Regions from separate parts of the Homo sapiens genome. Here regions 1 and 3 are each linked to region 2. Evidence: chromatin contacts called from ENCODE Hi-C or POLR2A ChIA-PET data. All regions are on one chromosome and are shown on one strand. The core of a region is the stretch at or near the end of the contact, and the rest is flanking DNA. Distances in the headings are between cores, read along the strand shown. Region 1 overlaps EZR (ezrin). Region 2 overlaps LOC112267968. Region 3 overlaps SYTL3 (synaptotagmin like 3).

Region 1 (3,308 bases), core at 218-2,717, 340 kb before region 2:
AACCATCCCCAGAGCTTCTCAGGGGCTGTGCCTTCCTGGAGGGCACAGGGGATCCCAGACGGAGCGACAAGCTCTGTGTGCGTCCCACAATGAGAGCTACAGCTGACTAAACCTCTGTGCTAGGTCCTGGGCATGGGACCTCGCATCTGCAGAGCAACCTTATGAGTTGGGTATTGCCCCCATTCTACAATGAGGAAAATGAGGCTTGAAGAAGTGATGCTACTAGCCCCCAAATAGCTGATGAGCAGCAGAGCCCAGCTCTCACTCCAGCCTGGAGACGTCCAAGGAGCTGGATCTTTCCATGGTGCCCGCTGTATATACTAGCTGCAGGAGGTCGTGTTTCAGGCACTGCGACCCCATTGCAAGGGGCACATATATAATTAGATTTAAAACCAGTTCCTGACCGGGGGCTGTCAGATCAGCACTGAACAGTTCGGGGTGGAGGGAGCAAAGTGGGTGAAAGTCAATCAGAGGTCCTCCCTCTATGAATCCAGCAGCTGCACTGACTCGTGTACAAAGTCAAACCCATCTCTTTGGGGATGTCTACTTCAGTAGTACAGCTGGTATTGGCAGAGGATCATGAGACATCCCAGAAGCTTCCAGTGGGATGTGGCAGCTTGAGCCAGACCTCTCCCCCAACCCACCCACCTGCAGAAGGGCCCCACCGCAGGCAATTGGGCAACAGGTGCTGTGGCCGTGCGGAGGTGTCCCCCGTGCAGACTCACCCTGTGCTGCCACTCTTCAACTTCATCCTCCTTGCGCCTCCGCGCCTCTTCCAGGAGGGCAATCTTGGCAGTGTATTCTGCAAGCTCCGCAGCCTGGGAAGGGAATGCCAAGCTCACGTCAGTTCTGATATCCTTTCAACGGAGTCCAGTTGTGAATGAGTGTTCATGTGTGTTGGCAAGCAGTCTCCAACGTGACACCTGAGTCCCCGCCACCCCCACTCCATGGCCAGCAGGGTCCATTGTGCACCCCCGGCATCTCTTCCTGGATGCCCACACCCACCTTCAATGGGTGACCCTGGCAACAGCCCAGCCCCTTCCCCACCAGCTGCCTTCAGCCCCCCAGCAGATCAGTTTACAGCTTCCAGTCATGACAATTATTACAAGGCAGGTGTCACATTTTCCATCCTCAGAAGCAGCCTCTCTATAATTCAGCATCTTGAAACTCAGGCCATTCCTACCAGCTGCTCCTGGCTCTTTATCTGATCCACCGCCTGTCTCTCCAGCTCCTCCTTAGCCCGCAGTGCAGCCATACGGTCAGCCTCTAGGCGCTCGGCCTCCTCCTGTGCCCGCTTCCTCTCCTCCTCCAGCTGCAGGGCCCTCTGAATCTGCTCCGAGAGCTCTGCAAAGACACAAAGCCAGAGCCATTCAAACCCTCAGCCCAGGGACCTAGGAGCCCTCGCTTTCCATTCCCACCCCCAAAGCCACAGAGCCCTAGACCAAGTCACAGGTTGAGGGGATGTCTTCCAGTGACCCTGGAGGAAAGCACTTCACAGAGCTCATTGCTGCTGTATCCATGACAACTTCCTCAAGATGGCTAGAAACCCGTCCAACGCCAGCCAGGCGCCCTCTCTCTGGCATGCCTGACTCAACCCTCTTGGCGCTACTCTCCCCAGGTCAGCCGCCCGCTGTGCTGGTGGTCCACACTCCACTCAGAACACAGAACACCCTTCCCATGTGTGCTGTAAGGGCTGCCAGTGAATACAGCATCTGTGGCGCCTTGTGTAATCGGCCCAGCTGCTGGGGTTGTTGACTGGAGCTGTGCTGGGAAGTCTGGCTCTGAACACGCCTTTGGGTTTTAGTCTAGAGGTCGAGGGCAGTGCAGCATGGCCCTGTCAGTCATGGGCTGGGGGACTGTGGGCAAATCACTGTACCGCACCAAACCTTACTGTCCTCATCGGGGAAACTGGGTGATTGAGCACTTACCGCAAAAGACTAGGGAAATTTTAAAATACAAAGTCTTAGAACAACTAGCATCAAAGTTAAATAAGTACAGAACTGTTTTCCAAACCAAATAACCATTTTATCATTTCGGCTGTGAGTCTGCGCTGTGGGACACGTTCTTGGTTTCCTTCCTGGTGAGTGGGTGGGTGGGTGTGGCCCCTGCTACTCTGTGGAAATGCATGACCCAGTGTAGAGTGCCAGCCCCAGGGCGCCTGACCTCTCTCTGCCTTCTTTGTCTTCTCCTCATAGTCCTGCAGCCGCAGCATCAACTCCTCCTTCTCGCGCATCATCTGCTCTTTCTCTCTCTCCACGGTTTCTCTCCTTTTCTTCTCTGTTTCCAGCTGTTGCCTGGTGCAGGGAAAAAGAGGCACAGGGAGATTTAGACTCTGGCAGGAAAGTGAGGGGTCAACACACTTCACGGGTACTTGAAGCTCCAGGATGGACTTGGTATCCTGAGGGCCACCCTAGCCTGCTGCCAGCCTGAGCTGCCTGACGGAGCAGCCGCTCCAGGGCTGACAACAGGCTCAGCACCACAGCAACCGCCCAGAGACAAAGGCCTCGAAGATCCCAGCGTGGTGACTGGGTTCCATTCCACCACACTCTCCCCATCAGCTCCACAGTCACCTGACAGGCACTGGCTGCCAGTGGCTGAGTTGGGAGAACACAGGCCCCCCCCACTCTGGCCTCACGCGCTCACCGCTCCAGCTGCTTCTGATGCTTCTCCTCCCGGGCCTGGGCCTTCATCTGCTGCACCTCGATGGTGTCAGGCTTCCTGCGGCGCATATACAACTCATGGTTGCCCATGCAGAGCTGCAGGATCCGCTTGTTGATTCTCAGACGTGGGGCATAAAACACAAAGTCCTACAAAACAGAACAGGGCCACCTGGACTCAAGCTCCTTCGTTTGGTTTTCTTCTCCAAACCATCCTTCACAAAGGTCCAGAACTTTTCTAAAAGAACAAATGTAGCAGAACAGGGATGGCAGCATCTCGGCACTAGGAATGTGCATTCTCCAGGACAGATGGAGGAAGGGCACGTGCCGCGTGTGTGTGCGGTTATGTGTGGGTATGTAGCACTGGGAAAGTGCATTCTCTGGGACGGGTGGAGGAAGGGCAGGTGCCGCGTGTGTGTGCAGTTGTGTGTGGGTAGGGACATCCTGCATGCACACTGAAATGCCACTGCACGTTAACTGCAAAGCTTTTCCAAGGTGAGAACTCTCAGCCTTGGGAAACCTTTCAAGTCTCAGAGCTGCCTGCTCTTCCAGGTAGCCACCTTTCATGATGTCCTCTCCAGCCTCACTGCTGCTCCCCATCCCCGATGCTTGCCTGGACTGCCTCTGCTGCTATTTGGGCTTCCTGTCTCC
Region 2 (3,282 bases), core at 588-3,087:
GTGAAGAGTTGCTCTTCCTTTCCTGCCCTCAAAATGTTCCTACAACCTTGCTCTTTAATGGGAAGTATTTTTTTTTTCAGACATAGTATTAGAGTGATTCTGTATATCTAACACCTTCATCAAACCCTCTGAGAAACTGGGAACTTAGTGACTTGTGCCTGGTTCAGCTGTTTTCTCCAATGGATAATGTGTGCCTAAGGACAGGGACCACATTCTCTTACTCAGTTTTCTATCCCCAGAGCCCACCTAGAACAGAGCGGGGTGCTTTGTAAGTGTGTGCGAAGTTTCTGTTGAATGAACAAATTAGATGATGTCATGTTCCAGGAGGGCGGGAGCTGCATCTGCTCTGCTCTCCCTTTCTCTCCCAGCCCACGGCTGACCGGAGTCGGTGGCTGATAATGTGACTTCTAATGAGTTCATTCACCAAATACTAAATAAGCAAAATTACAAGTGATTTTCTTATTTTGAGACAGGGTCTCCTTCTGTCTCCTAGGCTGGAGTGCAGTGGCGCAATCAAGGCTCACTGCAGCCTCGACCTCCCTGGCTCAAGCGATCCTCCTGTCTCTGCCTCTGGAGTAGTTGGGAGTACAGGCACACGCTAACATGCCAGGCTAATTTTTTTTTTTTTAAATAAATGGAGTTTTGCCATGTTTCCCAGGCTGATTTTGAACTCCTAGGCTCAAGCGATCTGCCCACCTTGGCCTCCCTAAGTGCTAGGATTACCAGTGTCAGCCACTGCGCCCAGCCCACAAGTGAAAATTTTAAACTATATTTTGTTAGAGAGAGAAGAGGGAACCCGAGGCCTGGATAACATGCAAGATCTTCATAAGACTTCATAGCAACAGCATTCACTTGTCATATTTTGATGATCAAATTGGAGAAAATACCTCTTAAATTCAAACCTAGGGGCAAGGTAACATTTCAAATAGGATTTTTTTTTCCCTCTGTCTATAGTGGATATTTAAAATTTTTCCATTCATTCTTGCACACCTACAGATTACCTGGCACTTGTCCAGTCTTTCTGCAGTCAACATCGCCCAGATTCCATGCAGAACCCTTTGCAGACTCCTGAGGAGGTACAGACAAGGAGTGTCCCTGTCCTCATGGTGCTACATGAAAAGGTACAGACAAGGAGTGTCCCTGTCCTCATGGTGCTACATGAAAAGGCAAGTGACCCAACAGGCAGCATTGGAGAAAGTGCCTAACTGTGGAAAGGCCAGTGGGAGAGGCTCGGTGGAGGAGGAACTTGCTGGACTAGAGAGGTCAGGGAAAGCTTCTTGGAGGAAGTGAGGTATGAGCTGGAAGTAGAAATACCAGGAAGCCCAGGGCAGGCTTGGGAATGGGCCAGGCATGCTCAGGTCCCAGGGCATAGAGTAACAATCTGGCTGGAAGAAGGAATGGAGGAACAAGCTGATAGGAGGGTGATTTCATGTGGACTGGACCCCATGTTCAGGAGGTGACCACATAAGCCAGGATGGGTGGATAGAGTTAGCTAATCCTGGAAGAAATCATGGAATAAAATTAAATATATGCATTGCTGGCTACAGATCCAGTTCCTCCTTCCCGGGTCTCTGTGTCCACCCTTCTTGGGGGCCATCCCACACCTCCCTGCTACTGCCACAACCTTTGCCCTTTCTAAGCAGGTGCTGGGTAGAGAAAGAGGTACAGTGGAACTTGCCAAATGTCCTCGCCGTGCAACCTCTTGCAGAGGGCCATGTGTGATCTTCAGATCCCAAGATTTTCTTGATATTTATAAAAGCACCTTTGCCTCCATTCCCAAACTGAATTCTCCATCCCTGGGCTCCATCTTGAAGGGAAATGATCACAGCTGTGGCGATTGTGTGTCTCCTACTGGTGAGAGCTGGTAACTACAGCATCTAATTGGCCGTTTTCCAGACCTCTGCAGGGTAAGAGCCTGTGGGGAGCTGGTGTTGAGGTGGAATTCCAGCTAATATTTACTGGGTGTTTCCTACATGCTAGGCACTTTCCTACAGACTTACAAAGGCTAACTCATTTTCTCCTCATAGCAATCCTATGAGGTCAGTACTGTTGTTGTCCTTTTTTAATCCATGAGGAAACTGAAACACGGAGAGGCTAAAAATGTGCCTAAGATTCCCAGGATCAGGGAAGGCAATACACATGTTTGTTGTTGCAAACAAAATTGTGAGAAGGACCAGCTTTAGGGAAAGGCAGAGTGTGCCTGCTGTCACAGCACTGACTTTTAGCATTCGACTGCCTGTCTAGATTCTAGAGTTCTAGGAGTTCTTACTGATATAAATTGTAACATGGTGATCCTGGTGATTTAAAGAGTTAATGTTAAAACTCAATCATTTTGAAGGGTGCACATCATTTGACTCAACAAAATTTAAATACTTACTATCTGTAAGTTCCTGGCAGGATACTATAAAAATGAAAGAGACTGTTACAAATAACAAAGTTAAATTAACTCACAGTGTGGTGTCAGTGATAAGACATGTATAGAAATAATCATACTACAAGAGAGAATGTTCTAGAAGAATGCTATTAATGCTATGGAAACATAAGGCAGAGGCCATAGTGCAGATCTTAGAGGACTTCCTGGAAGGGTGACTTTTGAGCTGGGCTGATGGTGGAGATGGTTGGGAGGGGCAAGGGAAGGTGTGTTTTGGTGGAGGGTGTAGTGCTGGCAGAGGCAGTGAGGCAGGAAAGCAGAGTGGTGCTTGGGAGGCCAATTGAGGATTGAGGCTGCTTGCAGCTTAAGTGAGGGCAATTAGGGAAGACTAAACCTAAGGATGGGCCAGACCTCTAAGGAGTTAGGGATTTAAAATTATATTACATATAGTGAAAGTTTTGGATCAGGAAGGAGGGTCCAGAAAACAATAGATACATTTGTTGGTGCAAACAAAATTGTGAGCAGGACCAGCTTTAGGGAAAGGCAGTGTACTTACATGTCAGGTAACATTTGCAAAGACTCTCAAAGAGTGCAGTAAATAGAACATCCATACACCTGCCAGTGCCTGCCCAGTCTGAACAGCTTACCTGTCTGCAAACCTCCTTCCACTCCCTGCCACCAGGGCTGGTATTTCAACATTAAACACCAGGTGAGACAAGGGCTTGGATATGAAGAAGGCCCCAACTAAATTGTATATACAGCCATGAATCACTCAAAAACAGGGATACATTCTGAGAAATGTGTCTTTAGGTGACTTTTGTCATTGTGCAGACACCACAGAGTATACTTGCACAAATCTAGATGGGCCAGACCACTTCACACCTAGGCTATATGGTAGACCCATTGCTCCT
Region 3 (3,454 bases), core at 78-2,577, 390 kb before region 2:
GCCGAGCCTGGTGGCTCATGCCGGTAATCCCAGCACTTTGGGAAGCCGAGGTGGGCAGATTGCTTGAGCCAAGGAGTTGGAGACCAGCCTGGGCAACATGAGAAAACCCTGTCTCTACAAAAATACAAATATTAGCCGGGTGTGGTGTCACATGTCTATAATCCCAGCTACTAGGGAGACTGAGGTGGGAGGATCGCTTGAGCCCAGGAGGTCAAGGCTGCAGTGAGCCATGGTTGCACCACTGCACTCCAGCCTGGGTGACAGAGTGAAACCCTGTCTCAAATAATAATAAATTAAAAATTTTAAAAATTGGCCGGGCACCATGGCTCATGCCTGTAATCCCAGCACTCTGGGAGGCTGAAGTGGGTGGATCACCTGAGTTCAGGCGTTCGAGAGCAGCCTAGCCAACATGGTAAAACCCCGTCTCTACTAAAAATACACAAATTAGCCAGGCTCATGGCGGGTGCCTGTAATCCCAACTACTCAGGAGGCCGAGGCAGGAGAATCTTTGCTTGAACCTAGGAGGCAGAGATTGCAGTAAGCCGGGATCGTACTGTTATACGCTCCAGCCTGGGTGACAAGAGTGAAACTTTGTCTCAAAAAAAAAAAAAAAAAAAGCCTGAGTTTTAGTGAGAGGTTGACCAACGTGCCTAATGTCACATAGTGAATGAGAGATGGAGCCAGGAGCAGACCTGGGATTTGACTCTGAATTCTAAACTCTATGTTCCCATAAGAAGGACAAATGAGGACCGCTGAAGAAAGAGGGTTCAGGAAGGGGCGTGTGGAAGCATGAGTAATTATCTTACTTGCTTGAGTCACAGGAAACCACTCAGAGGCTAACACTGACTTGGGGTTAACCAGATGCCTGGCATTGTTCTCAGCGTAATGCCCTTCAGAGGTATTTAGCCTTTGTAATCCTTAAGACAGCCCTATGAAGTTGGTACTGTTCCTGTCCCTACTAAAGACAGGGACACTGGGGCAAAGAGATGACCAAGAGCTAGGTGAAGCCTGCTCCAGAGACCAACCACACCCTGTCCACGCCCCAGAGGTGAGACGCATTTCCCATTTGCACCGTGATGTGCTGTGTGGTGGCTCATCCCACGCACCACAGGCTGGGCTTGTGGCGTTCTGCATGAGGATGGCCCGTGGGTCCTCGGCACGCCCCCTCCCCTGCTGCATGTGCACATGGCCCAGAGCCTGGCCAGGGTTGTCTGAAGGGCTAAGGGAGCTCAGGGATAGAAGTGGTGGGGTGCAGGGGAGACGGTGGGGAGACAGTGGGGAGAGAGCCAATCCAAGTAGACATTGTTATGCGTGTGTCCACTTCTCAGCCATGCTCTTGGCAGGAACGCTTCCAACTTTCTGCAGGCCTTCTCTCTCCCCACCTTAATTGAGGTTGTGGCTGGGTTGGTTTCTTTGTTTCATTTTGAGACCAAGTCTCGCTGTCTTGCCCAGGCTGGAGTGCAGTGGTGATATCGTGGGTCACTGTAGTCTCGATCTCGAAGGCTTAAGTGATCCTCCCACCTCAGCCTCCCAAGTAGCTGGGACTACAGGGATATGGCACCATGCCTGGCTGATTTTTTTTAATTTTTATTTTTAGTAGAGATGTTGCCCAGGCTGGTCTCAAACTCCTGGGCTCAAGCAATCCTCCCACCTAGGCCTCCCAAAGTGCTAGGATTACAGGTGTGAGCCACCACGCCCAGCCAGATATGGCTGTTATAAGGGACAATTTAGCCAAATGTTTATAAAGTACTCAGCAATGATAGTATGATCTATAAATGCTAAATAACTATTGGGTTGAAATATAAGGAGTACACTTCTATTTATTTATTTTTATTTATTTTTGAGACAGAGTCTCATTCTGTTGCCCAGGCTGGAGTACGATGGCACAATCTTGGCTCACTGCAACCTCTCCCTCCCCAGTTCAAGTGATTCTCATGCCTCAGCCTCTTGAGTGGATAGGATTACAGGCATGCACCACCACACCTGGCTAATTTTTGGATTTTTAGTAGAAATGGGGTTTTGCTGTGTTGCCTAGGGTAGTCTCAAACTCCTGAGCTCAATCGGATGCCTGCCTTAGCCTCCCAAAGTGCTGGGATTACAGGTGTGAGCCGCTGCGCCTGGTCCAGGAGTACGTCTTTAAATAGAACATTCATCAGACTGCAATTACACATGCCTTAGCTGGGGAGCTCACCAAAATTCCTCTCATTTTCATCAGATTATTAATATTTCATCAATATTAATTATAGAACACGGTGGCCCTGCTTTGGAAGTAGAGGATGCTGGTGCCCACCTTGCAAGTGGCTACACTGAGGCACAGAAGTAGTAGATAACTTTCTTTTTTTGTTTGTTTGTTTGTTTGTTTGTTTTTTTGAGACAGGGTCTTACTTTGTCACCCAGGCTGGAGTGTAGTGGTGCAAACACAGCTCATTGTAGCTTCTACCTCCTGGGCTCAGGTGATCCTCCCACTTCAGCACCCCCGAGTAGCTGGGACTACAGGAGTACACCACTCTGCCCAGCTAATTTTTGTATTTTTTCTAGAGATAGGGTTTTACCATGTTGCCCAGACTGGTCTTGAATTCCTGGGCTCAAGTGATCCTCCCACCTTAAAATCACGCGGTGACTCGGGGATGTTAACTGAGAAAACAGCTCAGGATCTTTTCCACACCACTTCTCTGTTAAGTTTGAACCACATGTTCTGAAAACACCCCTTCAAAAATGCTGACTTAAGCATCTGGGCCAGAATTCTTCAAGAAGTGAATTCTTACCTCTCCTCTTCTGTGCATTCCACTGGGATTTTATTGTATATGTTATGAATGTACAGTATTGACCTATATTGGCCATAAAAACATGCACCTGTTAAACAGGAAGGATGCCTAAAAACCGTCAGGAGGGGCTATCTCTGGGGAGGGGAACTGAGGACAGAGGTGGAGGAAAAAGATTTTCTCTCTTTTCTGTTTTTTTTTTTTTTTTTTTTTTTTTTAAGATGGAGTCTCGCTCTGTCACCCAGACAGCGAGCGAACAGTCTGGGCTCACTGCAACCTCCGCCTCCCAGGTTCAAGCCATTCTCCTGTCTCAGCCTCCTGAGTAGCTAGGACTACAGGCGCCTGCCACCACACCCAGCTAATTTTTGTATTTTTAGTAGAGACAGGGTTTCTCCATTTTGGCCATGCTGGTCTTGAACTTCTAACCTCAGGTGATCTGCCAGCCTCGGCTTCCCAAAGTGCCGGGATTACAAGTGTGAGCCACCATGCCTGGCCAGTTATTCTTTTTAACAGCTACTCTTTTTTTTTTTTTTTTTTTTTTTGAGACAGAGTCTTGCTCTGTCGCCCAGGCTGGAGTGCAGTGTCATGATCTCGACTCACTGCAACCTCTGCCTCCCGGGTTCAAGTGATTCTCCTGCCTCAGCCTCCTGTGTAGCTAGGACTACAGGCACGTGCTAATTTTTATATTTTTA

Evidence for each region. A loop is a pair of places that touch in the nucleus more often than their neighbours do. ChIA-PET counts read pairs that join two places held with the same protein, here RNA polymerase II (POLR2A). Pooled maps may share reads with other maps.
Region 1: a loop to region 2 is called in a map of HCT116, with 2.9 times the contacts of the local background. The contact joins two enhancer-like sites. A Hi-C loop is called at or near these places in 1 of 168 maps with a recorded cell type or tissue (HCT116) and 1 of 50 pooled maps. POLR2A ChIA-PET finds 5 or more read pairs at or near these places in 1 of 52 experiments (activated T-cell).
Region 3: a map of left cardiac atrium shows a loop between it and region 2 (2.9-fold over the local background). The contact joins two enhancer-like sites. A Hi-C loop is called at or near these places in 5 of 168 maps with a recorded cell type or tissue (B cell, heart left ventricle, left cardiac atrium and 2 more), 31 of 37 single-sample maps with no recorded cell type and 18 of 50 pooled maps. POLR2A ChIA-PET finds 5 or more read pairs at or near these places in 5 of 52 experiments (B cell, Panc1, activated B cell and 2 more).

Annotation. Positions count from the first base shown.
Region 1 is chr6:158,768,601-158,771,908 of GRCh38, forward strand. EZR (ezrin) reads right to left here. Exons shown (of 14, transcript NM_001111077.2): 9 at 2,644-2,807; 10 at 2,164-2,294; 11 at 1,184-1,344; 12 at 726-818. Among named protein-coding and RNA genes, the nearest start is that of MIR3918, 5.5 kb to the left of the region's middle. RefSeq lists a silencer at 2,855-3,061. Within about 2 kb of position 1,468, at least 7 of the 41 ENCODE cell types and tissues checked have a DNase peak (open chromatin) inside an H3K27ac peak, as active enhancers do.
Region 2 is chr6:159,108,319-159,111,600 of GRCh38, forward strand. All of the region lies in intron 1 of LOC112267968, which reads right to left. It overlaps LOC124901449, which reads left to right. Exons shown (of 5, transcript XR_007059837.1): 3 at 997-1,907. Among named protein-coding and RNA genes, the nearest start is that of FNDC1, 59 kb to the right of the region's middle. Within about 2 kb of position 1,838, at least 2 of the 41 ENCODE cell types and tissues checked have a DNase peak (open chromatin) inside an H3K27ac peak, as active enhancers do.
Region 3 is chr6:158,719,809-158,723,262 of GRCh38, forward strand. All of the region lies in intron 10 of SYTL3 (synaptotagmin like 3), which reads left to right. Among named protein-coding and RNA genes, the nearest start is that of MIR3918, 43 kb to the right of the region's middle. RefSeq lists enhancers at 254-1,453, 1,086-1,135, 1,206-1,305. Within about 2 kb of position 1,328, at least 3 of the 41 ENCODE cell types and tissues checked have a DNase peak (open chromatin) inside an H3K27ac peak, as active enhancers do.